Regions from separate parts of the Mus musculus genome. Here region 1 is linked to region 2. A link is a loop called in an ENCODE intact Hi-C map of the cell type or tissue named here. Cell type or tissue: heart. All regions are shown on one strand. Links, peaks and the distances in the headings refer to the core of each region. The heading gives the core; the rest is flanking DNA.

Region 1 (15,353 bases), core at 3,539-11,538, 240 kb after region 2:
TTTTACACAGTGAGCCTCCCAACAGGCAGGGCTGTCGGGGTCCATGAACTTCCTGTCCAGACTTGGTATGTGTCTCTCTGGCGTGGCCTTAAGGGTGGTTGCAGTTGACCAACCTGTCAGCTTCTCACACAACCCTACGCTCATCTGCCCCCTGGCGTTCATGAGCGGTTCGAAGTGGCGTGAGCATTTCCATCTGGCCAGAGGCTAGGGAGGAAATGTCTCATTCTGCATTTGAAGGCCCTGTTGGATCAGAAAGCAAAATGTATGTGATGCCCTGAGAACCGAGCTTCACTCCCTCTTCATCAAGTCCCTGGGCGGTGGACAGTGGTATATGATGCAAAGCTGTTCCATTTTCTAGGGACTGCAGGTCCCTGGGACAGCTGGTCTCTTACATCATCCCTAGCCCCTCCCGGTGCCTCCTTTTTGGTCGGCTGCCTATGTAACCAGGGTTAAAGGAATGGAGAGCAGTTCTTGGCTGCACATAAGAGCCAAGAGGCACACCGAGAGCCAGTCTGTCATTCCTGATGACTTAAGTGACTTGAATGCATCGGAGTGCTACCTTGCCTTTTGCCCCTGACTCGATGACAGGCTTTTAAGGGGACAGAACATTGCTCACAAAAAACCCAGTCACAGGGCTGGTGAGATGGCTCAGTGGGTAAGAGCACCCGACTGCTCTTCCGAAGGTCCGAAGTTCAAATCCCAGCAACCACATGGTGGCTCACAACCACCCGTAATGAGATCTGATGCCCTCTTCTGGAGTGTCTGAAGACAGCTACAGTGTACTTACATATAATAAATAAATAAATCTTTAAAAAAAAAAAAAAACCCAGTCACAGCCTCTTCTGGCTGTTTTGAGATTCTGTGTTTAGTGTCAGGACTATTGTCTCTTTTTTTCTTCCTTCCTTCCTTCCTTCCTTCCTTCCTTCCTTCCTTCCCTCCTCCTCCTTCTCTTCCTCCTCCTCCTCCTCCTTCTCTTCCTTTTCCTCTTCCTCCTCTTCCTCCTCCTCCTCCTCCTTCTTTTTCTTCTCCTCCTCTCTCTCTTTCTCTCTCTCTCCTTTCATTCTTTCTTTCTTCTTCCTTTCTTTTTCCTTTTTTCTTTCTTTCCTTTTTTTTTTTTTTTTTTTTTTTTGAGCCTTGACTATCCTGGAATTTGCTCTGTAGACCAGACTAACCTCGAATTCAGAGATCCATCTGCCTGCCACTCCCTCCCAAGTGCTGGGCTTAAAGGAATGAGCCAAGACCCGTGATATCAGAGTTATCTTTGTGCTCAAAATGTACCAGCTTCCTAGGTGCCCGGGATGTGGATCCCGTCTTGGGAAGGTAGCTTCTCGTTCTCTCTGCTCACTGACTCCTGAGCCGCCTAACTCCCCACCTGACCTGAGGAGGGACAGCAGAAGGAACAGAGGGAAACCATGCAGGCAGTATACCTGCCCTACCCAGACAGCAGCTGGGGAGTGTGAGGGCCTCTAGAGCTCACCAGGTTGGCTAGCAACACCCTGGCTGGCTGACAGCTAGGTCACTGGCCATGCAGCTGTAGGTAGCCTGCTGCCTAGCCTCCCCAGGCCCACTGGCTCCTTGTTGTATCCTGGGAACAGGCCATCCTATTTCTATAACATCTGGCCAGCTCCTCTAATCCAGCCCCGTGACCTGACACATGCAGCTGTTTACCTTCACAGGCACCGGTTAGAGGAGGGTCAGGCCACCAGCTGGTCCCGCCGTCTAAAAGTGTTCCTCTGTTGCACCCGGACAAAGGATTCCCAGTCAGTAAGTACCCATAGTTGCTTGCCTCGGGTCTTCTCTCTGCCATGGAAGTGCCTTTCACTCCTCTGGTAATGCTAGGTGGGTGGGGCTGGTAGGAAGTGGGACATTGTGAGCAGAGTAACAGCCTGCTTGTGGGCCTTTTCGCTGAAAAACTGCCCGACCCTGCAAAGCAGACATTCACCTGTTTCACTGCGGAAACAGAAAGCCTTGATGACTGATTTGGTACCCTTGGAACATGGTTTAATTTAAAAGTACCATGTGGTCAGCAGTGGATGGATCTGGAAGGTCTAGGGTGCTGTTGAGTGCTTAGCCTGGGGCTGGATGGCACACATCTCTGAGGTCGGAGATGTGGATAGACCAATAGTGTTGAGGAGCAAGCTCTGCAGAAGGTGGCTCTGAGCAGGAAGGGAGATAGAACCCCTCAGAGTTGGGTAGGCAGGTTAGCAGCCATCCAGCCCTACCCCTCATTTTGCAGATCAGTCAGCTGAGACCCAGAAAGATGGACTGATTTGCTCAGTATCCCACAGCTAGGCAGTAGCAGAGCTTGAGAAGTCAGAAGACAGTGAAGCGCCCACCTCAGACACCCTGGGGAAGCCTGGAGTGGCCCTTCCCTAACAGTAGCCCCCAGGGACCTTAGAGCGAGTACCTAAGGAAGGAAGGAAGGCCCAGAGTTCCCTGGCAGCTGGGGAGTACCTCATGGGGCTGTCTGGGAATGCCTGAGAGATCCTGGTCCAGGTCTGGCTGCAGGTGTGCCTTGCAGAGGGCAGGGAATGGAGCCCAAGAGGTGGAAACCAGGCTTGCCTGGGCCTTAGGCACACTGTTCACCCCATAAAACAGAGTCAGCACTGCTGTGAGGAGCCAGTGAGAAGAGCACAGTCCAGTTAGACACAGACAGCCAGGGGCAGATCCCAGAGGAGGGATTTTTCTCCAGCTTGTATTTTGTCACCAAAGAACTATACTTGACTGCCAGTCTTTGAAAATTTTACATAACCGCCTGTATGTTCAAACCTGGCGCCCTGAGCTGAGCAGCTGAAGCTGAGCACAGTTCCGTTCCGTGTGGCCCCTTAGAGGTCTGAGCAGGTAGCCACTGGCGTTTTCCTCCTGACTTGCCAGGCACTCAAGGACGAGACCAGTGAGATAGATTCAGTTGCTGTGAGTTTGTTCTCGCTCTGCCCTCTCCTGATAGGTTCAAGGCAACAAAAGGCAGGGGAAACCCAGGGCCACAGCTAGCAGGGCTTGTCTGCCTCTGTTCTTTCCTTTTTACCCAAGGGCTGGGGCCAACTTGAAGCCAGAGAGGCCACCGACTATGAATTGTGCTTCTCACGCACATCACAGGGGCCCCTGAGCTGAGGCTGCTGAGAAGCAAGGGAACCTCGAGGTTTGGGAGATGTAGCAGGACTTCCAGGGTCACAGCTGGTAGGACAGCGGTAGCCGGATGCCTTGTGTGGCTTCACTTCTAGAGAAGGGTTGCCTGGACTTGATCCTGGGTATCTAGAGAGAGAAGAGGTATCCGCCTAGGTTGGCACCTGCGAGCAAAGGGACCTCAGTGGAGAGAAGAGGCCTGGGAGGTGGAGAAGGGTCAGCAGCTAAGATGGTAAAAGAACAGAAACAAAAGAGTCTCCAGGTTCCTGCCATAAGGAGGTGCGGCATGCACGCCTGAGGGCAAAGCTGCCCAGAATTGTAGCGATTTCCGGTCACCTTGCCCTTGGTGTTCACTCATGGTCTCTCCTTTCTCCTGCTGCCCTGCCCCTGCCTCCTGCCATCCCGGGCCTCGCTTGACAGGATGCCTACTCAGAAATCGCCTACCTCTTTGCTGAATTTTTCCGTGACCTCGACATCGTGCCCTCCGACATCATTGCTGGCCTGGTGCTGCTTAGACAGCGGCAGCGAGCCAAACGCAATGCGGTGCTGGACGAGGTAAGCACCCACCAGCTCCCCTGTGGGCTCCTGCTGCACAGCCTGTGGCATCCTTTCCCCGTGGGCCCCCGGGGCCGCTGTTACTGCTCATCACCATCCACTGTCCTATCTGGAACCTTCCAGCAGAGTTGTCTGCACCACATGTGGCTGCTTCTGAGGCCAGCCTCTGAGGATGTCCCGTTCACCGGGGCTCGATGGCCACTGCCAGCTCCAGTGCCTCAGCCTCTGTCTGAAATCTGCCCTGGCCCCTGTCCTCACCAACAGGCTAGTTCTGGTCTCTGGACATCTCATACAAAACCCCTTTCTCTCTCGGGTGGCTCAGGACCATCCCTTGGGGTTGGAAGGTCTGGGTAGAATGCAGAAAACTAGAAATACAGGGAAATGTGATTTTTGAAAACTGCTGGATGTTAGAAGAGCTGCAAGCCACGTGGTTCCTTCAGACCTCTGAGGCAGGCTGAAACGGAACTCCCTTCTCACCTTCACATCTGGACCACTGTCCATCTTACCGCGCCTGTTTTCCAGGCAAACAATGACATCTTGGCTTTCCTGTCTGGGATGCCAGTGACCAGAAACACCAAGTACCTCGACCTCAAGAACTCGGTGAGTGGAGCTTCTTCCTGTCCCCAGTGCCGCTCTGTGCTTCCCTGCAACTACATGGCGTGAGGCAACCCCACCACTCCTGCTCAGCTGTCCAGGGAGTCTCAGATGAGGTCCTCAATGCTCTCACATCATGCTGTGTCTATCACTAAGGAGGACCCTGAATCCCTTAGCCAAACTCCAGGACACTTGACCCCTGCTCCTGGAGATTGCACAGTGCTTTACAGGGACGAGCTGTGACATTATTGCTGCTGCTGCTGCCCTCTCATAGCAGGCAGTGGGGTGTGGTGTGGCCGTTTAAACACCGTTTTAGCAATAGAAACTTTCCTCGAGCACCCTTAATAGAAAGTCTGTGTGTCCTGGCAACGTGAGCCCCATGGTGTGAAGGAAGGCACAGCCCAGGCCAGTGTGGCTGAGGGGGGGAAATCACAGCTGGTAGCCTGGCACAGGAGAGGCAAACTAATTTAGGTGCATCCTTGCTCAGTCACCTCTCTCTGCTACCTGGAGCAAGCCTGCCATCCTCAAAGCCCTCAGGACAGATATAAAATGCCCTAGGCATACCTTGCACGCAGAGCTGCAGTAGGGGGAACTGACCCATCCTAAATCCAGGCAAGCAAGGTGCTGGAAGCTTGGTACCAAATCAGACAGGGCTGGAAAAGTTTTGGCCCTTGGGAATCTGTGTCTTTAGGAAAGGCCCAGGCATCTGTCTCCCCAAAGCAGGCATCACTTCATTTCACCAGCCACATACATATCTAGTCCATTCCCCTAGCCAGCTGCCCGCCACTCACTCGGGCCTTGCCTGGCTGGCTCTTACCACCCCCTGGGGAGGTGCAGAGTCTGCACCTGCCACCTGGCAGAGGCTACCATCGCCCCGCCTCCCTGTCCTGTCACCCAGGGTAATTGCCTCTGCAGCTACTGGCTCCTTCCTGAGTTCCTGAAGAGCAGGCAGAGGGTGCTGATTGAGGCCTACCTGTTTCACTTCACAAGATGACTAATCACCCTCCTTAACTTTTACAAGGTGACTAATTCCCTCCAAGTGCCGCAGTCCTGGTGCCTAGGGGCTGGGGACTGACTGACAGGCTTCGCTGGGACACTGCCATCCCAGCCTCTGACAGCTTGTAGCGCTGACACCAACCATTGAGGGCAGCTGTTGGGCGGCAGACTCCTGGGTTTCAAACTGGCACCTTTCTCTAACATGATCCCAATCTCAGGGAGACAGCCTACCCCAGCCTCAGGAGCCTGGGACTCTGTGAGTCAAGCCCAAGAGGATTAGTGAGCCAGAGACATTTGCTGACCGTTCCCATGCCCAGTGTGGCTTATCTGGTTGCCCATAGACACTCGCAGCCTCAGGCCCTAAGGTTTCACAGGGTTAAGTTCCCAGGACCTGATTGCTAAGGGGTGGGGTGGGGGGAGACTGCCACTCACACCCCATGTTCCCTTCCTTCTTGGGTAAACAAGCCAGGGCTCCAAGTGGTTTTCTGTCCCCAGATCATAAATTCCGAGACAATAATGATAGGATGGATCCCATGAGTATGCTGGCCTGGGTATAGGGAAATAATTGGGCAAATGTAATTAGTGTCTGGAGGGACTGCTCCTCCTTGGGGCCCAGCAGCTGTCCCTCACTGGAGCAAGTAGGCGGGCTCCCACCTCAGGGACTGGTGGTGACTGAGGTATCAGGCAGGAAGGGCAGAAGTCACCACCCTCTGCATCCTGTCTTCCAGCACGAGATGCTACGCTACAAAGAAGTCTGCTACTACATGCTCTTTGCCCTAGCCGCCTATGGCTGGCCCATGTACCTGATGAGGAAGCCCACCTGTGGTCTCTGCCAGCTGGCTCGGTCCTGCTCGTGAGTACACAGCCAGTCCCCAGCCACAGTAGCATATAGCATGGGCTGGAGGGAGGGTGCAGTGATGAACTGGTACCCACTTCCCCTGGAGCTTTGAAACTGCTGTCCTGCCCCTACCTCCTCTCTTCCATATGGTCACTGGGCCACTGGCTTCCTCCTGCTTCCTCCCTGGACTGGAATTTTACAGGCAGACTTTCAGTTGCTGCCTTGGGCAAGTCAGTGTACTTCTGTGAGCCTCAGTTTCTAAATCTGTGAAATGGGATGTGGATACGTCTGTTTTTGAGTGTCTGACTGCTAGTTTTCTTGTCTTTGGGCCATCCTCTGCCCGCTACAGACATTCCCTCCTGCCCACATCTCCCTTCTCTTGGATGCTCTGTTGTGTGCTGCCTCTTTAGAAGAAAGAATTTTCTTGGGAAGTAGGCCCACTCCATGGAGGTCTCTAGAAGTACACCAAGAAGGCACTTTAGTACAAAGTTCTGAGTAAAGAAAAAAAGGCAAGCCGGGCAGTGGTGTCACACACCTTTAATCCCAGCACTCAGGAGGCAGAGGCAGGCGGATTTCTGAGTTCGAGGCCAGCCTGGTCTACAAAGTGAGTTCCAGGACAGCCAGGGTTACACAGAGAAACCCTGCCTCGAAAAACCAAAATAAAGAAGGCCTGGACCCAGATCCGACCTGTAGCTCACTCCACCCTCAGCCCTGCTCTCATGGAAAAGAGGTGGGGCTCTGTGCTTTAAAGTGGGCCAGAGAAGGGCTTTGGAAGGACCCTGCCCTTCTCTGGTGTCTCCGTCCTCAGTCCATGACAGGCAGAAGCAGGACAGTTCCCCGGGCTCCTGTTCCAGAAAAGTGACCTAGTGGGCAGTGCCTCTGTTCTCCGTGCCTCCTCCCAGAGGCGACCGCATCCATGCCTGCTGCACAGTGCCTCCACGTGGACCGTGTTCTCATTCTCCCCAGCTGAGCAGAGAGGACCAGGTCACTGTGTGCTCCTCCCATCTCTGCCAAGTGCACATGCTTGTCACTTTCCCTGCAATCCTGGGACACTGGACATCCTGAGTCTGGATGGAGAGATTCTCAAGATGAGCTCTGAGCCAGGAGCCCCTAGGCCTGTGCTTAGATGGGCCCTCTCCATTTCCCAGGAGCCTGTTTCCCCGGTTCTAGCAGGTGCTATTAGCCCATAGGACAGTTCCAAATCACAGAGCCGCTGGCTATGGGGCTCTGAGTGCTTTGGAGACAGTGGAAATATCAGCTCCTGCATGAGCCAGTACTGAAATGGCAGAAGACAGAGTCCTCAGCTTTGGTGGGGCACAGTCAGGTCCAGGACTCTTGAAAGAATGAACCTAGGGTGGGGTGGAGTCAAAGCCACAAAGTGTGGGGATAATTGGAGACAGAGATCGCTGGGTACCGTACTTAGCATCTGCTATCTGCCTGCTGCTTGTCACTTCCATGGACTCTCAGATCCTGAACTTTGGTTGTCTGCCACAGTGGGTGACACATCACACTTTGTAAGGGCCTATTTTGTGTGGAGAGTGGAGTGGGACAAGGGGATTGGCCTAGGGGACAGGCTGGGGTCTAGTAGTTCTGGGAAGCAGCAGTCAGTGCTGACTCTGACAGGAAGACGCCAAGGCTTATCTGGACCATGGTTACAGAATCAGAATGTGAAGTAGCAGGAAAGATTGGAACCCAAGTCCTGCTGCTCCCCTACCTCATTTGAGCCTTCTGCTCAGCTGAGGGAAGAGGGGAACTTCCTGAAGTCTTGAAGGTAGGACCTTGAGCCAAACCTGCCACCACTTACCCTGATGGTGGCTTCTCCAGGCACAGCTCTAGGATGAGTGTCCTGTGTGTTGTATCCTATGTATGGGGCAGTTCCTGATCCAAAGCTCAGGCAAGCTCAAGTCTTGACTTGACTCTGGGGTTTCTCGATGAGGCCTCTCCCTGTTGGGAAGTCACAGTCCCACAGGCGCTGCTCTGAGAAGACAAACACCTCACAGGAAATGTCAATTCAAGACGGCCTGCAGCCCAGTTATACTCGCCCCCAGCTCTGGATACCAATCTGTTGGGTGCTAGCTCCCCCTGGTGGCCTGAGAAGCAGATGCTTATTTTTCTCCAACCTGTCCCTGCCTCCATCCCCAGTGGAATGAGCAGTTCAGCCCTGGCTCATCTACCCTGGGGAGTGTCCTGTATGCCTAACAGGCTTGGTGATCGGGGAAACATCTGTGACTAGCACAGAGCAGACCCTGCCCTGTGTAACACCTGCCACAGTGGTACACAGATGAGGGACTCTGGGGCAGGTCAGCGGAGCACATGGATGCTATAGAGGGACAGAGCTGAGTGCTAGACCAGGGGTCAGGTCAGGACTGGCCCTGTCAGAGAGGTACCTGGAGTGGAGCTCACTGTAGGGTCTCATTTGGATGGAGACTAAAGGGTATGGGGAGGATAATGTGCATAGAATCTGGTGGGGGAAGAGGAAGGAAAATTAAGATCCGTGTAGATGAGGGGTGTGTGGAGGTCGGGCAGATGAGGCCCAATGGGGCAGATCCCGGAAAGGACTCAGACCTTTATGATGAGAAGGGGAGCGTCTCTGTGGGACCCTAAGAGGAAACGTGACAGTGGCTCGATGTGCCGTCACAGGGTCCCTCCATGTGCTACTGAGTTGGTAGAGTGGGGACAAAGGTAGACAGGGGAGAGGAGGTCGGTCTGCGCTCAAAGAGGATGGGAAAGGACAGCAGGCAGGTTTGGTTTTAAATGTTACTAGGGCCAGTTGTGATGGCGCACGCCTTTAATCCCAGCACTTGGGAGGCAGAGGCAGGTGGATTTCTGAGTTTGAGACCAGCCTGGTCTACAGAGTGAGTTCCAGGACAGCCAGGGCTACACAGAGAAACCCTGTCTCGAAGACAAAAAACAAACAAACAAATGTAGGAAGGGAAGCTGGCTCAGTTGGTAAAGCACTTGCCTTGCAAGCACAAGAACCTGTGTTCAATACCCATCACTCGAGTAAAAGCCAGAGTCTGGTGCTCTACAACTATCATTCCAGCCTGGAAAGCCGGTCTTAGTCGGGCATGGTGGCGCACGCCTTTAATCCCAGCACTCAGGAGGCAGAGGCAGGTGGATTTCTGAGTTCCAGGCCAGCCTGGTTTACAGAGTGAGTTCTAGGACGGCCAAGGCTACACAGAGAAACCCTGTCTGGAAAAAAAAATGTGACTGGGAGAAGCTGGTATGATAGTCAGGGAACCATCAGTACAGCTACGGGGAGATGCCACGCAGGAGTCCAGTAAGGTGCCTTTCGGAGGTCTGCAGTGGGTCTACTGCTGTCCTACGTGACTTTATGGAAAACACATGAAGTAGGCTGCTAGAGGGGAGGGAGGTCCAGGCTAGACCCAGGACCTTGAAGATGAAGGGCAAGCTGGAGACGAGGCTCGGCCTGGGAAGAAAGAAGAGCGGTGGGATCTGCAGCCAAGAGGGGAAGATTCATGGTCCAGGTAGCGTCGTGTGTTAGGAGACTGTGTGATGAACTAGTTCGTGGTTTGACCACTCAGTGGTCACCAGGGCTTCACAAGGGTAATTAAAGGAGACAGATAGGGTGGGGCTGAAGCCCCACCTGGAGCCACTTCCAGAGAAGATGGAAAGGAAAAAACATCACTCCACTGGTGCTGCCTGCCCTGAGCTTTCTGCCACCCCATTCCAGGTGCTGTCTCTGCCCTGCACGACCCCGATTCGCCCCTGGGGTCACCATTGAGGAAGACAACTGTTGTGGCTGCAACGCAATCGCTATCCGCCGTCACTTCCTGGATGAGAACATGACTGCTGTAGATATTGTCTACACCTCCTGTCACGATGCGGTGAGGGACCAGGCTGGGGCCCAAGGTCCTCTGGGGGCCACCGGGGACCAGGCCACCAAAGACACTCCTCAGGCCAGTGGAGCTAGCTATGGTTTCAGTGTATAGACCAGAGATGGCCTCCTCCATTTTGGTGCCTGAGATTCACACTGCCTCAGACTAATGGGAGAAATAAATGCCAGCATGAAGGCCTCCAGGCTCAGCCTTAAGGGACTAGAAGCGACAGGAGGCACTGGGGAGAGGCAGTGAGCCACTTGGACTGAGCACAGGTCTGCCTGAGGCAGAGTGGAATGGAAGGGCTAGGTACCCAAGAATCCTCAGTGACCTCCAGGAACCCTGGCTTTGACAGGTGTTAGGGACCCTGTGGCCCATGGGGAGTTTCATCACCATAGTCTGGCCTCATTCTGGGGTCACTCAGGCTCATGAGCTGGTACTCCTAGGTCTATGAAACTCCCTTCTACGTAGCTGTGGACCATGACAAGAAGAAAGTGGTGATCAGTATCCGGGGAACACTGTCCCCCAAGGTAACTGCCCATGTGTCTACTCCACAGGCCCCAGTACCTGCTGCCCTTGCCTGTTCTCCTCAGACACCTCTTACCTGCCTTTTTCTTTCCCCAAGGATGCCCTGACTGACCTGACAGGCGATGCTGAGCGCCTCCCTGTGGAGGGACACAGAGGCACCTGGTTGGGCCACAAGGTATCAAGCTCAACGCCCTGAGGTTCCCCCACCTTGCCCTCATCCCTGACAGCACTCTGGTGCCTGTGGTTGGCAGGGCATCTTCCCTTGTCAGAGATCAGTCAGAAGGATGTGGTTTATTCTGCCTGCCCACTAAGGCCTAGGGAGCTCAGGGCCTGTCCCTAGAAGCATCTGGGCAGGCAGCTGGGGGGATGTCACTCCTGTTTGTATCAGGCAGATATCCCTCTGAACCCCTGTTTTCCCATTTGGAAAATGCAATTGAAAATGGAGCCAACGAAGTACCCACCAGCCCTCACGGCCTGTTTGTGGAGGGACAGAAGGGGCGCTGGCTGTTCTGGTCCCAGAGGCTTCCCAACAGCCCTGCTCTGCTCCTCCCCGCCAGGGCATGGTACTCTCAGCTGAGTACATCAAGAAGAAGTTGGAGCAGGAGATGGTCCTGTCCCAGGCCTTTGGGCGAGACCTGGTGAGTTGTCCATGACATTCCATCCTGAAGAGGAGGGGTGGATGATGGCACCCCCTTCCCCAAACACTAGCTGCTGTCCCTCCCTCCCACATTCCCAGCTCCTTCTTGCTGGCTCCACCCTGCCCCATCCTACCTCCCAGGCCCTGTTTCTCAATGTATCCTTTCTCCAGACTCTGCATCCCAATTCCCAAATGTGTATTCTGCCAGTCTTGTGGTCAGGACCACATGTTGCAAGAAATTTTACAGACTAGTGACAAGAAGAGCTACAACTAGGGAGAAGGCTACCCCTGAGCTGGATGGCAGCCCGAGTCAGCCCAGCCACTACTCCTAGTAACTCCTGAGGATGCTGCCACCCCCCCATCCCCAGGTCTCATACTGTAGGCTAGTGGAGGAATAAGGACAGGTAACCAAATTATTATAACTGTAATCATCAGAGTGAGGGCAATGCCGAGGACAGGGGGAGCTGTTTCTGGGAAATCAGGGAGGGCTTCCTTGAGGAGGGAATTTCTGAGCAAGGCTTTAGCAGATAAGTAGGAGTTTGTGAAAACAGTCTCACCAAGCCTTTGCTCTGTGAGGACCTAGCTTGACTCTCTCTCAGCCCTAGCAACCATGCTGGACAGCATGATCCCAGGACTCTGAGAAGACCTCTCATCCTCCCAGTGTCAGCTGGGAAACTGAGGCAGGACTCTCAGGCATCTCTTGGTTCCCCAGGGCCGTGGAACCAAACACTATGGCCTGATTGTGGTAGGCCACTCCTTGGGAGCAGGCACAGCCGCCATCCTCTCCTTCCTCCTGCGCCCCCAGTACCCGACCCTCAAGTGCTTCGCTTACTCCCCACCAGGAGGCCTGCTAAGGTAAGCAGCTTGGGGCCTCAGAGCTGGCTGGAGCAACCAGGACCCTTGAGAGCCGTGGGCTGACTTGGGCTGGCCAGGACTGGGAACTGGTGGTTGGACTGGGCAGCCCAGCTTCTGATACAGGATGCCTGGGAATGGCATAGGACAGCACTGTGGTAATAGGATGGGGGCTTTTCTTTTTTAGATCTATCTATCTATCTATCTATCTATCTATCTATCTATCTATCTACCTACCTACCTATTCTATGTAAGTACACTGTAGCTGTCTTCAGACACTCCAGAAAAGGGAGTCAGATCACTACGGATGGTTGTGAGCCACCATGTGGTTTCTGGGATTTGAACTCAGGACCTCTGGAAGAGCAGTCAGTGTTCTTTGTTTTGTTTTGTTTTGGTTTGGTTTTTGTTGTTTTCTGTTTTTGTTTTTTTGTTTTGTGTTTTGGTTTTTCGAGACAAGGTTTCTCTGTATAGTCCTGGCTGTCCTGGAGCTCACTTTATAGACCAGGTTGGCCTCGAATTCAGAAATCCTCCTGCCTCTGCCTCCCAAGTGCTAGGATTAAAGGCGTGTGCCACCACCGCCCGACGCAGTCAGTGTTCTTTTTTTTTTTTTTTTAAAGATTTATTTATCTATTATATGTAATACACTGTAGCTGTCTTCAGACACTCCAGAAGAGGGCGTCAGATCTTGTTACAGATGGTTGTGAGCCACCATGTGGTTGCTGGGATTTGAACTCCGGACCTTCGGAAGAGCAGTCAGGTGCTCTTACCCACTGAGCCATCTCACCAGCCCGCAGTCAGTGTTCTTAACCACTGAGCCATCTCTCCAGTCCCCGGGATGAGGGCTTTTAACATGCCAGGTGGACCCTGCCCCTGAAGTCTTGTAAAACGCAGGCAGGAAGGGCAGAAGTTGAAGCACAGCCTGGCATTGTGAGCTCCCTGGAAAACCGGGACCCAGGTGCAGAGTCAGGCCACTCGTACCAAGGCCCTGCTCTAGGCTTGAACCCTTCCCCTTTTTCCCTTGTAGTGAGGATGCTATGGAATACTCCAAAGAGTTTGTGACTGCTGTGGTTCTGGGCAAAGACCTTGTCCCCAGGTAAGTTCGTCTCTCTTGCTACAGTCTCTTAGCAAGGCCTCAGCCCACTCCGCAGCACCCACATCTCTCATTCAGCCCCTCACCCTCTTCCTAAGGGGTCTAGTGCCCCCTCCCATCCTTAGTGGCCCTGTGGTGAGAAGACAGAGTGCAGGACCATACCTTCCCGCGTGGCCTCTCTGACCTGCACGCTTCCTCTACATCATAGCACAGGTGGTCTTGTCATCTCGTCCCTGGTCCAGGTGCCCCCACTGCCCCCTCTCCTCTTCCTCTCCTCGTCCATGGCTGGCCCTGCCTGATGCTCATCCCCTCCACAGGATTGGCCTTTCCCAGCTGGAAGGTTTCCGTCGGCAGCTTCTGGATGTCCTGCAGCGGAGCACCAAGCCCAAAGTGAGCTCCCACTAGCTCCCTAACCACTGGGAAGTCCTGCCTGTCCCTCTTGTTGTTCCTCACTGGTCCCAGGGACGAAGGGCAAGAGGCCACAGCTGTGTGATGGATGATTTGAGCTATCAGATCCTCGAGATCCAAGCCCAGCCCATCCAGTTCTTGCCATTGTGAGGAGACTGAGGCCCGGTGTGGAAGGAACTTTGCTTACAAACTAAACTGTCATGGTGTCATAACCGGAACTCAGGTGCTTCTCCCACACATAGCTGGTGTGAGAAAGGCAATCCCTGAGGCGTGGTGCTTTGGGCAGGCAGGGAAAGACCTGTTGAAGTTGCTCAGACCTGAGGAAGGCTGCCGCCCCATGTGGAGGGTTTGGCTGTTTGTTCTGCCATTCTGCTGGCACCAGGAGAGAGCCAGCTTGTTCTAACACATACCAGGTCCTGGAAAATCCTGAGGGGCCCTTTCTATGTAGAGAACTCCACTGCCAGGCAGCTGGGGGCGAGGTAGGACCAAGGTTTGTGGCTAAGCATCCAGGAGTAGGCCAAATGTAGGAGGCCCTTTTCACTCAGTGGGTGCTCCATGAGCTATCTCCCCATCCCCCAGGTGGGCCCCACCCTCCTTCTGCTGCCTATATGCAGTCTTCCTAGCCTTGGTGCCTGGAGGAAAGGACCCTGGGTCAGCATAGCTTTATGAGACTGTCTCCCTGAAAGCCTAGTCCTTGGAAGCAGTGTTTGCTTCTCACAGGGCTAGGTCCAGGCATATCACCCAGAAGGTCCAGCTGGGTCATACTAAGGCCTGCCCCACCTCTGCCTTGCACAGTGACCTAGAGCAGATCCCTCCCCTCATCAGGTATGTCTCCTGCCCCCTAGATGAGGGCTTGGCTAGTCTTCCAAGCCCTTGCCGGCTCTGAAACGCAACAGTTCTGTGTCACCTCACTACCTCTTCAGGTGGGCACATGCCTTTAATGCTCCAGCCACTGTCCCCACCACCAGCCCTCTCTACTCATCTATTGAGCCCTTCCTTGCAAGCACCCCTGAACCTACCCACCTAGCCAGAGCTGCTCAGCTCTGTTCCCCCCTCTCCATGGCCCCATACAGTGGCGGATCATCGTGGGGGCCACCAAGTGTATCCCCAAGTCGGAGCTGCCCGAGGATCAGGTGGAGGTGACCACTCTGGCCAGCACACGACTCTGGACACACCCCAGTGATTTGACCATCGCCCTTTCGGCTAGCACCCCACTCTACCCACCTGGCCGCATCATCCACGTGGTTCACAACCATCCTGCTGAGCAGTGCTGGTAGGTGCCCACGAAGCCTGGGCCACTACTGTGGGTGTGGGCTTGGGGAAGGGAGGGGCTGCCGAGAGCAGTTAGCCAGGACCCCGCCCCCATCATAGAGAAGTTCCCCCAGCTTCTAGCCATGAAAAAGGAACCAAAGACTCCATCCACAGCTGTTTCCAGGAGGAATTTATGATTCTGTGCCTCCCGGAAGGAGCCTAGTCCTTGGAAGCAGCATCTGCCCTGCACAGGGCCAGAACCAGGTATTCATAAGATGCAGAAGCAGGGACCGGACCCAAAGGCAACCAGGCCTGGCAGGTCCAGCTGGCTCAAACTGAGCCCTGTCCCACGTCTGATTTGCAGCCCTTCACTGCTGTCTCCCAAGGCTGCAGCAATCCTTCTCTTGGTGCATCTAAGAGGAGATGGCCTGTTGCGGCCACCTGGCTCTGAGCCAGTTCATACCTCCATATCCCTAGATTAATTGGCAGGCATATGTGGCCAAGAAGGGGACCAAGGCAGGAACAAGAACAGTGTGCTAGTAGACAGACTCTCTGGCTTCATACTCTGGGAGCCTTGGGCCCTGGACTCTCTTTCTTAACACTGGCTGTCCCCCTGACCCAAAGCTGGGAAGCTGAGCCCTG
Region 2 (15,353 bases), core at 4,845-12,844:
CACCTGCATTCCACAGTGTACATGTGGAAGTCAGAGGACAACTTGTAGGAGTCGAGTCTCTGCTTCCACCTTGTGGGTTCAAGGGATTGAATTCAGGTTCTAGGGTCTGAGGACAAGCACCGTGATCAACTAAGCCAGCTTGCTGAGCCTTCAGATTTCTTTTGGTTAGTTTTTGCTTAGTGTGTAGCTTTCTGTTTAGATTGTTTTCCTCTTGCTTTGTAAAAATTTACCAAGTTTTTAAGTTTACTAAACTTGGAGTTACATCGGTTTCTTGGCTCAAAGTTCTGTGGGTCAAAAGCTCTGCCCAGATCTCACATTCAGAAGTCAGTGAGTCAGGAGTTCTGTGTTTCCGTCTGGAGACTTGGGGAAGGATCTACTTCTAAGATCATTGACATATTTTTCTGAGAATTTGTTTTGTTTTCTTGACGTTGGAGGGATGACTTCCCTAATTGACCTGCCAGCAGTGAGTCTCTTTCAGCTTTTGAGGGCCTTGCTCCATAGCCCTCTCTGCCTCAGGAGTGGCTGTCTTTCCTCACACTTCCCATCTGTCTGACTTCCTCTTCCATTCCCAGCTAGAGTACTTACGTTATAAAATCACAAGCTGCTTTGATCTTTATATCTAAATTGAGTTTTTCTGAAGTCAGAATGCATGCTCTTTCATTTTACCCGATCTGACAGTCTCTGTTTTTCACTAATGTGTTTAGATCTTTCATATTTACTGAATTCTCAATCTGTTTGAACTCTACCATTTTTGATTGTTTATTTCATCTGTTCTTTGTCTCTTTCTCCCTTAATTTGTTTGTGTGTATGTGTATGTGGGGGTTATTGTCGCTCTTGGCTTATTTATGTCCTTATAGGTTTTTAATGATTGCTCCTGGGTTCACAGTATACGGTTGTAATTGATCAGAGTCTGCCTGCAGGACGCTTGAGCCTCATGTACAGTGTGAGGCCTGGACAACAGGGTGTGCCACCCCTGCCCTGCTCCTGCCCTCCGCTCTTGTGCTGCTGCCATTCTTTTTACTTTAAGCCTGGAACACATTTCTCCTGTTATACTGTGGACAGTAAAGAGGGAAAAATTAAAATAAATGTTCAAATCTCATTAATTTTTGGCTGTTTCTGGAGATGGTTGTTTCTTTATATAAATGTCTGTTCTATTCCACCATGATCCCCCTGCTGAACTTCCCTTACTATTACTTGTAGCACAAATTGGCTGCTTTGAATTCTCTGCCTTCGGTATGAAACTAAAGACTCATGGGTTGGTTTGTTTTCCAGCACTTTATGAATGTGTACTTCTTTTGCCAGGCTATCAGCATATAATTCCAGTTCAGGAGATTCTGGCATCTACTTGTAGGCTCTGTGGGCACCAGGGACACATGTGGTACATATACACACACAAGCAAAGCAGTCACACCCATAAAATAAATAAACAAATCCAAAATTAAAAAGCCATTTTAAAACTTTAAGAGATGAGATCATACTGGGCTCCCAGGCTGACCTGACTCCTAAGCCTCCATCAACCCTCATGCCTCAGCCCTGAGTAGCTAGACTTACAGACACATGCTACCATGCCTCAGCCCTGAGTAGCTAGACTTACAGACACATGCTACCATGCCTCAGCCCTGAGTAGCTAGACTTACAGACACATGCTACCATGCCTCAGCCCTGAGTAGCTAGACTTACAGACACATGCCACCATGCCTCAGCCCTGAGTAGCTAGACTTACAGACACATGCCACCATGCCTCAGCCCTGAGTAGCTAGACTTACAGACACATGCCACCATGCCTCAGCCCTGAGTAGCTAGACTTACAGACACATGCCACCATGCCTCAGCCTGAGTAGCTAGACTTACAGACACATGCTACCATGCCTCAGCCCTGAGTAGCTAGACTTACAGACACATGCCACCATGCCTCAGCCCTGAGTAGCTAGACTTACAGACACATGCCACCATGCCTCAGCCCTGAGTAGCTAGACTTACAGACACTTGCCACCATGCCTCAGCCCTGAGTACCTAGACTTATAGACACATGCCACCATGCCTCAGCCCTGAGTAGCTAGACTTACAGACACATGCTACCATGCCTTAGCCCTGAGTAGCTAGACTTACAGACACATGCTACCATGCCCATGAGTAGCTAGACTTACAGACACATGCTACCATGCCTCAGCCCTGAGTAGCTAGACTTACAGACACATGCCACCATGCCTCAGCCCTGAGTAGCTAGACTTACAGACACTTGCCACCATGCCTCAGCCCTGAGTACCTAGACTTACAGACACTTGCCACCATGCCCATGAGTAGCTAGACTTACAGACACATGCCACCATGCCCATGAGTAGCTAGACTTACAGACACATGCCACCATGCCTCAGCCCTGAGTACCTAGACTTATAGACACATGCCACCATGCCTCAGCCCTGAGTAGCTAGACTTACAGACACATGCTACCATGCCTTAGCCCTGAGTAGCTAGACTTACAGACACATGCTACCATGCCTCAGCCCTGAGTAGCTAGACTTACAGACACTTGCCACCATGCCCATGAGTAGCTAGACTTACAGACACATGCTACCATGCCTCAGCCGTGAGTAGCTAGACTTACAGACACATGCTACCATGCCCATGAGTAGCTAGACTTACAGACACATGCTACCATGCCTCAGCCCTGAGTAGCTAGACTTACAGACACTTGCCACCATGCCCATGAGTAGCTAGACTTACAGACACATGCTACCATGCCTCAGCCCTGAGTAGCTAGACTTACAGACACATGCTACCATGCCTCAGCCCTGAGTAGCTAGACTTACAGACACATGCCACCATGCCTCAGCCCTGAGTAGCTAGACTTACAGACACTTGCCACCATGCCTCAGCCCTGAGTACCTAGACTTACAGACACTTGCCACCATGCCCATGAGTAGCTAGACTTACAGACACATGCCACCATGCCCATGAGTAGCTAGACTTACAGACACATGCCACCATGCCTCAGCCCTGAGTACCTAGGATTACAGACACATGCCACCATGCCTCAGCCCTGAGTAGCTAGACTTACAGACACATGCTACCATGCCTCAGCCCTGAGTAGCTAGACTTACAGACACATGCCACCATGCCTCAGCCCTGAGTAGCTAGACTTACAGACACTTGCCACCATGCCTCAGCCCTGAGTACCTAGACTTACAGACACTTGCCACCATGCCCATGAGTAGCTAGACTTACAGACACATGCCACCATGCTCATGAGTAGCTAGAATTACAGACACTTGCCACCATGTCTCAGTCCTGTGAGTAGCTAGAATTACAGACATATGCTACCATGCCCAGCTTAGAAAAGACTCACTCGGCTCACAGTTGAGACATTCAGTCACTGGTGATGGGATCCAGCACTGCTAAAACTGAGGTGTGTCGGAGAGGCAGCACGTGACGCAGCAGCCCATTATGAGCATGTGCCGGAAGCATGTGTCAGGTGTGTTGAGGGTAGGAAAGGAAGGGACTGGATCCTGTCTACTTCCTTTAAGAACTCATCTCCAATGACTGGAAGACTTTCTAGATCCCCAAAATTTCTCCCAATAGCATCAAGCTTGGGGATACATGGGGGACATTGTCCTTTCAGGAACATTCCCCATCCTAACAATAACAGTATGTCTAGGTCTTTGTTTTGGTATTTATCATGTTTGGCTTCTCAAGATTTTTAGGTCTTTGATTTTTTTTTTAAGATTTATTTATTTATTATATGTAAGTACACTGTAGCTGTCTTCAGACACTCCAGAAGAGGGCATCAGATCTCATTATGGATGGTTGTGAGCCACTATGGGATTTGTATTCAGGACCTCTGGAAGAGCAGTCAATGCTCTTAACTGCTGAGCCATCTCTCCAGCCCCCATGTCTTTGATTATTATTGGAAGATCTTTGGTCTCCTTCATATTCTCTTTTCCTTTTGTAATTCTGATTGCACTCTGAGCAACTTGTGTCCACAGTTCCTTACATCTGTTCTCTGTGCTTTTTCTCTTTGTAAATCATTTTGGGTCCTTTGTATTTGGCAACATCTCTCGGCCCGTCTCACTGATTCTTGAATTGTGTCAGATGTCACAATGAGTCTCATTAAAGTAATTTTGCATTGCTGCTGCTGTGATTTTATTTTTAGCATTTCCATATGACATTTAGACTTTCTAGCTCCCAGCTGGAATTCATCTGTTCTTATATTTTGCCTGCTTTTTCAACTGGAGCTTTTGCTATTAGTCATAATTACTTTCAGTTCTTACTGGGAGTCCTGACACAAGTTATCCCTGCGTCTGTTTATTTTTGCTTTCTTGTTGTAGTTTCCCTCCCTCTGGGTTTATTTTATTTATCACCATGTATATGTATGTGTGTCTGTATGCCACATGTGGGTGCAGGTGTCAGTGGAGGCCCAAGGCATTGGACCCCTGGAGCAGGAGTACAGGTTGGTTGGTTGTGAGCCACCTGATGCAGGTGCTGGAATCAAACTTGGGGCCCCTGGAAAAGCCGTACATGCTCTTAGCTGCTGAGCCTTCTCTCTAAATCAACATCACATTTTTTTGTTTGCTTGCTTTAAAAATAATTGGAGTGTGTGTGTGTGTGTGTGTGTGTGTGTGTGTGTGTGTGTGTGTGTGTGTAAGAGAGACAGAGACAGACCTCCACAGATGCACTTCACAGCACACACACACACTGAGTGTGAAGTTCTCTTTCCTTAACATGCATGTTGGGGATGGAATTCAAGCACAGCAAGCAGCTGTGCAGGGTCTGCAGGTGTTTCCAGGGATTCTCCTGGAGGAGCAGGAGCACTGGGATTGCACGTGTGTGCTTTCATACCTGGCTATACGTGAGGTTTGGACATTCTAATGCAGGCCTTCATGCTTGCATGTCAAGTGTTGTACTTACTGGGACACTTCCTGAAATGGCTGGCTTCAATCTCTCTCTCTCTCTCTCTCTCTCTCTCTCTCTCTCTCTCTCTCTCTCTCTCTCTCTCTCTCTCTCTCTCATACACACACACACCCCTACCTTTCCTTTTGAGACAGGATCTCACTGTATAGCCCTGGATGTCCTGGAACTCACAGAGGTCTGCCCACCTCTACCTCCAGAGTTCTGGGATTATAAGCAAGTTCCACTTGACCTGACTTTGGTTTTAAATTCTTGATCCTTCTGCCTCAATTTTGCCAGTGCTGGGATTAATAGATATGTGCTAACACTCATGTAAAGAGCTCATACAGTAGAGTATGTTTTTTTTTTTTTTAGTTGTTTGTTGAGACAGGGTCTCATGCAGGCCTTGAACTCACAGAGAGCTACTTACTTTTGTACTTTAATTATAGGCTCACAGTCCAAATGGTACATATCTGTAATGCCAGCATTCTTATAGGCCAGCCAGATGGTAGGAACATCCAGCACAGAAACAAGGTGGGAAGGGAGACCTAACCTCCAAAGCCATACTATAGCATGCATGTTCCTTTACGCACGCATGCACGGGCACACAGACACAAATACAGTTTAAAAAAGTGAAATGGGGGCTATTATAGAAAACCCAGGTTCATTTTCAAATACTCATATGGTTACTCACAAACAGCCATAATTCCAGTTACTGGAGATCTTCACTGGCACCAGTCATGTACATGGTACACATACATATCTTCAGGCAAAACACTCTTACACAAAAAATAAATACTGCCAGGTGGTGGTGGCACACGCCTTTAATCCTAGCACTTGGGAGGCAGAGACAGGTGGATTTCTGAGTTCGAGGCCAGCCTGGTCTACAAAGTGAGTTCCAGGACAGCCAAGACTACAGAGAAACCCTATCTCGAAAAACCAAAAAAAAAAAAAAAAAATACTAAGAACAGAATTGTTTTAAAGATTTATCTATTCATTTAACATATGTAAGTACACTGTTGCTGTCTTCAGACACACCAGAAGAGGGCGTCGGATCCCATTGCAGATGGTTGTGAGCTACCATGTGGTTGCTGGGAATTGAACTCAGAACCTGTGGAAAATCAGTGAGTACCTTTAACCACTGAGCCATCTCTCCAACCCAAGGGGGAAAAAAGTTAAAACCCCCAAATCACAAAATACCCAGAATACTCACTGGGTGCTGGGCTCTGGGCAGACAGAATCTGTCTGAGTTAGAAGGGATTCTTTTTAGCATTTTATTTAGTCCTCTGGAGACTGTCACCTAAATTTTGCTGGTGAGAGGCTTTGCTCAGAGTTGGTGTCTTAGCCAATTATCTGTAGGGTAGAAAGGTTGAAAATAATGAACACTGCTGAACTCCTACCATTAGACAAGACTGGCATTCTTGTTTTTTGTCTTGTAGCCCTGTTGCTTGTGTACTAACATCTCATTCTGCAGATTTATGTTCATTCTTTGGGCCTCTCATTTCTTCCCAGAAATTCCCATTAGCTTAACTTTATAGTAGTTTCTGTCATTTGCAACCAAAGATCTCTGATAAAAAGAAGAAGTGGAACTTTTGTTTTAGAAAGTTTATAGCTTACAATGGGAGGCCTGGAAATGGAGCCCTCAACATGAAAGAATTGAAAGAATAAAAGAGGAAACACATCACTATAGTCTCCCTTTATTTGCAGGGAGTTCATTCCAAAATCCTCAGTGGATTCCTAAAACTGGATGATACTGAGCCCATGTAGCCCATGTAAATACCCTGCAGTGTTACCTGCTACACAGCACCAGAATTAACCTGTCTGTCCATATCTGTGTCCCAGCGCCTACTTTGCAGCACTACTCTTGTGCTTTGGGTCTATTATTGATTAAAAAGAATATAGTTATATGCCTTGAATCCCAGCACTCAGGAGGCAGAGGCAGGTGGATCTCTGTGAGGGTGAGGCCAGCCTGGTCTACCTAGTAGCTTCCAGGACAGCCAGAGCTACTTAGTGAGATCCTGTCTCAACAAGTAACTAAGCAATGGTGACTCACATCTTAAACTCAGCGCTCAGGAGGGAGAGGCAAGCAGATCTCTGAATTCCAGGAGGGCCAGGGTTGCACAGAGAAACTTTGTCTCAAAAAACAAAGAACAAACAAAAATGAAAAATGGTTACTTACTTACTATTACTTAACATAAACTTGCAATACGTATACATTCACTATATTCCCAAAACAGAGGAGTCTAAGTGACTCATGCATGGGTAGCATATATAGTGTGCACACATGGATGTGGATGGTTCATACACAAGACGGAAAGAGCAAAATGGCTTAAGCTTTTATCAGCCTACCAATAGTTTAAATAGAACTCACTAATTATTTCTGGAATTTTGTATTTTGTCAAACTGTAGAGGACCCAAGGTAAATGATGTTGTGGATGGTAAGGGGGAAACTACTCAGCGTATAAGAAGACAACTGAGGCCAAATGCAAAGCCAAACAGGACAGCCAGGATTGCACAAGCCAAAGGTCACCAGATTTGTTCCTTATGGACCAGATAGTAAATAGTTTAACCTTAAGGCCATGTGAGCTCTGTTGTGATTCCTCAGCTCTGCCACTGTAGTACAAAGGAGCCTGGATCCTAATGCAAGCCAGTGAGAGCAGCGCACTAGCAAAGCTGTTTACAAGTGTGGCCGCGGTTAGCCAACCCTGGTATAGCCTAGAGTGTTTGGAGGAAGGACAGAAATGGCCCATGGGCAGTTTATCCATCTGTGGTTCTTGGACATTGCCAGAGTTTCAGCTTGGTTTTTGTTTTTTGCTTGCTTTTAGATTAAAAAAAAAAAAAAAGATTTACTTTTTCTTTAAAAACTTATTTTTATATTGTACAAGAGTGTTTGTGTGTTCAGAGGATTGCTTGTGGGAGGGAAGTGGTTCTTTCTACTACATGGATTCAGGGATTAAACTCAGGTTATCAATCATGGTGGCAAGAGTCTAACCATTGAGCCTTTGAACTGGCTCTTAAAGTTTACTTTTTATTTTTATTGGTATATGTGTGTGGGTGCCTGTGGGTGGCCAGAAAAGGGCATGGTATCTCCTGGAATTGGAGTTAAAGGTAATTGTGAGTAACCTGATATAAGCGCTAGAAGAGATCTCTGGCCCCCTTCAGGAGCAACAAGTACTCATAATAGCTGAGCCATCTCTCCAGACCCAGTTTTGTTTTTTTGTTTTTTAAGATAGGGTTTTACTCTTGCCCAGGCTGGCCTGGAACTCTTTTGGGCCAAGGTGGTCTTGAACTTGTAGTAATCTTCCTGCTTTAGCCTTAAAAGTGCTGAAACCCCATAGACATGTGCACTGTCTGCAGCCTCTTAGCGCCACATCTTTTACATGAACACTGACTATGCACAATTCTTTCTGTGCACCCTTCTGTTGCAGAAGCAAAACCAGCCCCAGAAATATTTGAAAATGAAGTCATGGAATTGCTGAGAGAATTCGCCAAAAACAAAAACAAGGAGCAGAGACTGCGTGCCCCAGATCTGGAGTATCTCTTTGAAAAGCCTCATTAAGCTGGGTACCACTGCCTGTCATGGTGGTCAGTATATGGATAGAAACTGCTTCTGGCACTGACCTTGGCCTCCTGCTTCTCCTTAGACTCTTGAATCTCTCCCAGGAAAGACATGTAATATGTTAGCTGACTCATTCTAACCTGTGCTCGTCTGTACAGCACAGGTCAGACCCCTTACCTGGCTGCTAAGTGCTGTGCTGCAGGTCTGCCACAAGAGGGCACTATAGGGGAAGTGATTCTGCTGCCTCAGCCCCAACAGTACAAAAGACACTGCTGCTGAAGGAAGAGCTGACCCTATCGTCTATCCAGTGACCCTGGGCTTTGTTAAGATAAAACTGCTCCCTTCCAGCGTGATAAGTCCTTTGCTAAGGAATGTCGGTCCAAGCCCCTGAACTGAGCCATCAAAGGCACAGCAAGCTGAATGAGGCACCAAAGCAGGAATATTGTGGGCTTACTAAGTCAACATCTTCATCAAATTTTCACAACATACATGTTTTAAACTGAAAGATAGTTGAATATTGAAGAATATTAAGAGAAGAAAATTGACAGTTCTCTAACCCTCACAATTATCTTCATTTTTGTCTGTTTCTATGCAACCTATAGTCATGCTTATAATGGTGTTTTACAAAATTATAGTCATAAGTTTTCTGACTTTGTGGCATTGAGGCAAACTTTCTCCTCATTCTGACAGCCTTTCAAATTATTTTAGTTGACCAAATAACAGTGACACATAAGAAGTAACATTTTAACTGCGTGTGATAGGTCACACCTATGATCCTAGCCCTTGGAGAACTGAGGTAGGAACATCACTAAGAATTTGAGGCCAGCCTGGACCACACGGTTAGAATGCAGTAGCTAGGAGAGCTGTGCAGTCCTGAAGGCATCCTTTCTGCAGGAGCTCTGCCCTCAGCTGCAAAGAGGCAGTCACTCTGGCCGGTATGTGAGTGTTGGCTAGAGAAAGCAGGCCAGAACTGAGAAGCCTGGGTGGGTAACTACAAGAGCTATAGGAAAAAGTTCCCTGGCCAGGGAGGGAAGCGGGAATCAGCATCAGTTACCTCACAACGCTCCCACAGACAAATAGCATTGGGCCTACTTAAGGACAAGAGATTGCCTTGGAAGGAGTCAGCAATGCATCCATGATCAAAAAGCCAGGATTTGGGGCTGGAGAGATGGCTCAGCGGTTAAGAGCACTGGCTGGCTGTTCTTCTAGAGGACCTGATTCAGTCCCTAGCACCCACAAAGCAGCTCACAACTGTCTGTAACTCTAGTTTCAAGAGGATCTGACACAGATGCAGGTGAAACACCAACGAATATTTTTTAAAAATCATAAAAAGGTTAATAAAAAGACGAAAGCTGGAATATATTATTGTTTGATCTACATCCAAAGCTCATGAACGTTCTGCTAGACAACACGGTAGCAACCGTCACTGGACAATTGAAGGCAAGAATGACAGTTCTGAGACAGCTCTGTATTGCTCTGTGGTAGGTAGGAGGCCACTAGCTACTTCCCAAAGTGAGGATCCACCCAGAATCCCCCAGGCCCCACTGTAGCTCTGGTAAGAAGATGCAGGGTAGCATGGTGTACAGTGTAGCATGGTGGTTATGAGTCCAAGCCTTTGCTCTATTGCTTAGCTGCAGGATAAACTTACTGGCCTAAGCTTTGGTTTCTAACTAAGGGCGATAATCACTTAAGTCTCAAGATTGCTAAAAGCTATGATAGGTAACACTGGATGGCATCTAGCACCCAGAATAGCATGGGAAGACAGGAGCCTTTGTTCAAAGCCTCACCCTGAGACTTAGAGCCTGTCTTCTAACAGATTGCCTATCATCAACTGCACATATACACACAGGGCAGTCATCTGAAAGTCAGAAGGCTGAGCTTATTAAAATAACCACAGAGTGCTTTTCCAGAACGCAAAGTGGAAGGAAAAACCTACCCTGGTAACAAGTCCTTTGATGGAAAAGTTTAGCTCTCACTTAAGCAAGGAATAGGAATGAGACCTGTGGAGTAGAAGCAGGAGCTTACAGAGATGCTAGCTAGCCCTTTGGGCTTGTGATGTCCTAGGGGGATGGAGGTGCTAAACAGACAGGGTTTATATATAGAAGCATCTGGACTGTAAGGAGCGCACAGGAATTGCGTAGCACCTTCCCCATTTATCACGGGCATGTTACACAAGAAGCCCCAGAAGCCAAGTACGCACCTCAGTTCTGGTCCCTTCTGGCCCCCGTTCCGTCTTCACAGTGTTCAGCCTGCACCTGGGAATGGCTTGCTTCTAGAGGAGTGGTTTTCCTTCCAGGCGGCTGGCTTGTGTCATCTTTGAAAGTGAAGGACTTTGCTAACTAAAGCTGCTCAGCGTCAAGCCCAAGGGTGCTATGTAAACAGTTTTTTCTTTTATTAGACATTAAGTAAAACTAGGCCAGCCACAGTGCATTTCCAAAAAAATTAATAAACATATTGCCAAGGCCAGCAGCTCCCCAGGACCCACGAGAAGAGCAACTAGACTCATTGTTCTTGGTGACACGTTGCTGCTCGGTGACCTCATTCAGATCCTGTACTGGGCACATGAGCATCTGACCTACCCTGTGAGTCCCCTTGCACAGGCTCCTCCAGACACATCAAACCAGGTCAGGGTTGCTTCCTTCCCTTCAGTTCTTCACTTCATTGATTTAATGTACCTAGGCTTCCCACGATAGCTGAGTGTCTCTTGTGGCTGCCGTTAGAGAGGCACCTCTTACCGGCTTGGAGCACCAGCTGGAGTTCAGCCATGTTTGACAGTGGCATAACCTGGCTTATATTTTAAGCATCAGTGGGGAAGGAGTCTCCTGAGATAGTTGAGCTTCACATTTATATTTCAGTCCATCTGCCACTTGGAGGGGACACAGGGAGAGGAAAGCTTTGTAATAAGCCCAAAGCCGGGAGGTATGGTGGCACCTGCCTGTAAGCCTAGCATTCAGGAGACTGAGATAGATAGCTACAAATTCAAGGTTAGCCTGGGCTACATAGTTAATACCAGCCTAACTAGGGTTATGGAGTAAAATTCTGTCAAAAAAATGAGGTGAAGAACAACTGAAAAATACACTAGATATCAACGTCTGGCCTGCACACATACATGTGTGCGTGCCCATTCACAGGACAAGAACACATTTGCTTGTACACCAGTGCAAATACGCACACCTATTCAGACATAAAACTAAGCCAAGCAGCCTTATGTGCTAAGCAGGGCAGTGAAACTGGGAAGCTGAAAGTCCCCTTGTTAGTACAGCCCATCGTTTGTAAGATACTGAACTTCTTACCCTTTAACTGACCACTTGATGAATCTCTTCAGATGCCAGCCATGCACCTGGTGACACCTGAGTTCCCCAGCAAGCTCTCTGGGGATGAGCTATGTAAGCATCTTTCCTCCAGCAAGTAACGCAGTGTGGGTGGGGTGGGCAGCTTCAGGCAGAGGCACTCTGGTTTGAGAAACAAACATCTAATTATGCCTGGTGGTATGGACCTGTCTTCCTTTCTGCTCAACAGACTGAGGAGAGAGGATTGCTGGAGCCTGGGGGTCGTAGGCCAGCCTGGGCAACACAGTGAGATCTTGTTTCAAAAGAGGAATTTTTAAAAAGCCGTCCATTGATAGAAATGTAGATATCTAAGTTGTGAAAGACAGTATCAGTCTTGAAGAATGAAGATATGCAGAGAAGAATTCTGATCCACAGTGATGAGACGGTAAAGCTAGGTCCTGGGCTGCACCTGGATTTAGAGTAAAATGCAAGCCAGGCACATTATTTTATGTAACTAGCCAGCAAAGCATCTGACTCTGTTTGTTTGTTTGTTTGTTTGTTTGTTTGTTTGTTTGTTTGTTTTAAATGTGGTCTCAGGTAGCCCAGGGTGGCCTTGAGCTTGATATAACTTAAACCCCTGATCCTCCCGCCTTTACCTCCCACAGGCTGAGACTACAAGTGTGTGCTACAAAGCGGGTGGGATGGCTCAGCTGCTAAAGGTGTTTTCCACCAAGCCTTGGAACCTGAGGTCAATCTCTAGGATCCACAGGGTGGAAAGAGAGACCTGACTCCTCCAAGTGGTCCTCTGACCTCCTATGCATACTATAGCACTCACAAAATACAAGGCTGTGCTCCACACGCAGCTTGTTAGTATTTAATAAGGTTGGAGAGATGGCTCAGTGCCTACTGCTCTTGTGTTTGGTTTCCAGCACCTATGTTGTATAGATCACAATTTCCTGTAACTCAGCTCCAGAGGAGGCCAACCTCTAGCTTCAGTGTGCATCTGCGCTCACACACATACCCCACTCAGACCCATAATTAAATGTAATAAAAATCTGGATCAAGAAAGATGGCTCAGAGCACTTGGGAGGCAAAGGCAGACAGATTTCTGAGTTCAAGGCCAGCTTGGTCTACAGAGTTCTGGGACAGCCAGGGCTATACCGAGAAACCCTGTCTAAAAAAAACAAAAACAACAACAACAAAGAAAGATGGCTTAGTAGTTAAGAGTAATTGCTGAGGACCTAAGTTCAGCTTCCAGCACTCATCAGGCAGCTCCAGGGCATCTGACTTTCTCATCTGATGTTAGAGAGTACCTGCACAGGTGTGCACATGAGTGCGCACGCGTACACACACACACACACACACACACACCAAAATTTGTTTTAAACCTAAAAAAAAAAGGTGCCTATTGTAGTACCCTGGAACACACAGGGAAAAGAACCAAGCTGTTAGGAGCAGATGTTGGGGGAGGGAGAGAGAAGGGTGTGGCTCAGTGGTTGAGCATTTGCCTTAGTGCGCATGAAATCTTGCGTTCAATCCCCGTGACAGATCTATAAAGCTGAGAGCAGTTCTTTGGGAACTCGTGCTTAGAGTCCTAGAACTGTCACTGTGACCACATTTCTTCTCCAGCTTCTTCTCTTCTGTAGATGTGAAACCTGAACCCCCTAACCTTGTGCAGGGGGTAAGGACTAAAGGAATGAATGCAGGGGAAGTGCTCACCGTGGTACTTGGCACCCTAGTGACACAGTGGTAGCCATCCATAGTAAATGATTAAGTCTGACCGTGCACCAGATTGCTAAGAGTCCTATGTGGATCTTATTTAATCCTTGTTTTCCATTTCCCCCGGTTGGTAGGAAATAACAGGTTGGTAGGGTGGGTTGTTTGCTCAGAGTCACAGGCAGGAAGTGATAGGACTAGGGTCTGAAAGGAAGCAACGGCCCCGGAGCTACCACACTGCAGCATGGCTTATAAGCTCCTTTCTCCTCTTCATCTGCGGTCTGTGGGAAGGCTACTGACTGGTGATGACTCAGTGTAGCTGCCCTCCAGTGGCTCCCTGTAGGACTAACTGTGTTAGTCACTTCTTGTCAAGTGATGCCTGGCACTATTAAAAAGGAGGCAAGGTTTGTTTTAGCTCATGTTTTCAAAAGGTACAGCCCACAGCTGGCTGATTCTGTTACTTCAGGGCTGTGGAAGCAGAGCACCTGAGCAAAAGGCTACGGAGGGCCAACACCTCATCTCATAACGGCCAGGCAGTAGAGGGAAGCAGGAAGGAACAAGATGCATCCTGGTTATGTCCCCAGGACCTTTTTCCTCCTACTAGGCCCCACCTTTTTTCACTACCTCCAATTAATGCCATCATATAATAACTCCACAAGGAATGAAGTCAGAGTCCTCAGGAGCCCCCCAAACCCATCATCTGGCAATGGTGTCCCCCCAGTATATGAGCCTGTGGGGGACATTTTATATTCAAACTATAATGAGTAGCCTGGGGAGTTGATTTTCACAGAGAGATGGCCACAGCCTCAGCCACTGCAGACTTAATTACTTAAGCCCTCCAAGTAGGACACAGGCAGCCAAGCTCTCCCTGACAGTCTGAGCTCAGACTTCCTTTGGGCTTAGGAAGAGGGGAGCAGGAGGGAAGGATTAGTATTCCCGTCTTGCTTTGAGTGTTTCCTCCTCTCCTGAATAACAGAGACAAAACTGAATCTTACAGGGTTGTCCTGTCACCGGCTGGCTGTTTTTCTCAGAGTGGGGAAGGAGGTTGGTCGAGTGTTATCAGGAAGTACATAGGGACCTCACCCCAGGGTCCCCAGTTTGGCTTTCACCCCATCACAGCTCCTGCTCCAAGGCTGTGGCAGAAAAGCCAGCATTGGTCCTGAGGCTGGAGAGCCTAAGGCTAGCCTTCTTTTGAGCCAGACCCACGGTCCCTGACCCTTGATGCAAACCATCTCTCAGCAGAGTCATGCTGTGGGAGGTTTTAGTGGCTAGTGAATTAGATACTGCGCCTCCTGTCCAAGCAGAAACAGGATGAGTGATGCTCAGAAATGTAATTGGGAGGATAGACTGTAATGGTTTTCACTAGACGCTGGGGATGGAGAAGAATGTGCTTACTCTTTCCTTGAGGCTCCCACTGTTTGCCTCTGCGCCTTATTTCATTGATTCCCAAGCAGTGTGCTAGACTCAGTACCAGACACAGAAAAATCAATGAATGAGTTACAGCTCACACCCCAGGGAGCACTGGAGAAGGACAGCTGAGTAAAAGGCCTGCAAGACCTCATCCGTGGGCCTCAGCCACTGACCCCCAAAGGCAGCAGCAAGACAGAAGCCAGCCTTGGGTGGGAGGTCTGCCTTTGCAGTAGCTACGCAGGCCACAGGACAGTTAAGGTTGTACACAGAATTTTCTTGTTCTGGATTCAGCTTGCCAATTGGGATTGCCAGACGGACTCTGAACCCTGCAGCCTTATCCTTTGCTGTGCAGCTATGATGAGATCGGCCATAGGCCTGAGATTGGCCCCTGGGTCGTCAGTGGTCATGAAGCTCTCATGGTGAGTGGTCACTCTAGTTTGCGTGCTTCTGAAGTCATACAGCATGAGACGAGACTACTGCATATCGCCATAGACTCGACTTGGAGCTGAACACTG

What was found. Hi-C counts contacts between places; a loop is a spot of excess contacts. Peaks named below come from ENCODE experiments on the same cell type or tissue, not always from the same donor. Only the 100,000 strongest peaks of a DNase experiment are listed, where the experiment ranks them.
Region 1: a loop joins it to region 2, with 3 times the contacts of the local background. A loop is called at or near these places in 4 of 42 quality-filtered maps.

The regions. Positions count from the first base shown.
Region 1 is chr19:10,251,419-10,266,771 of GRCm38, reverse strand. Dagla (diacylglycerol lipase, alpha) reads left to right here. Exons shown (of 20, transcript NM_198114.2): 6 at 1,677-1,764; 7 at 3,544-3,678; 8 at 4,201-4,278; 9 at 5,997-6,121; 10 at 9,801-9,954; 11 at 10,392-10,475; 12 at 10,571-10,648; 13 at 11,031-11,111; 14 at 11,823-11,965; 15 at 12,987-13,055; 16 at 13,370-13,442; 17 at 14,534-14,733. Among named protein-coding and RNA genes, the nearest start is that of Myrf, 18 kb to the right of the region's middle. In heart, for the core only: a CTCF peak has its summit at 8,191 (motif pointing left); a DNase peak (open chromatin) is centred at 8,231; H3K27ac peaks cover 251 bases; H3K27me3 peaks cover 4,254 bases.
Region 2 is chr19:10,496,089-10,511,441 of GRCm38, reverse strand. It overlaps Sdhaf2 (succinate dehydrogenase complex assembly factor 2), which reads left to right. Exons shown (of 4, transcript NM_025333.4): 4 at 8,313-10,930. The coding sequence ends at 8,443. Among named protein-coding and RNA genes, the nearest start is that of Ppp1r32, 21 kb to the right of the region's middle. In heart, for the core only: CTCF peaks have their summits at 5,928 (motif pointing right) and 8,630 (motif pointing right); no DNase peak of the experiment used is centred there.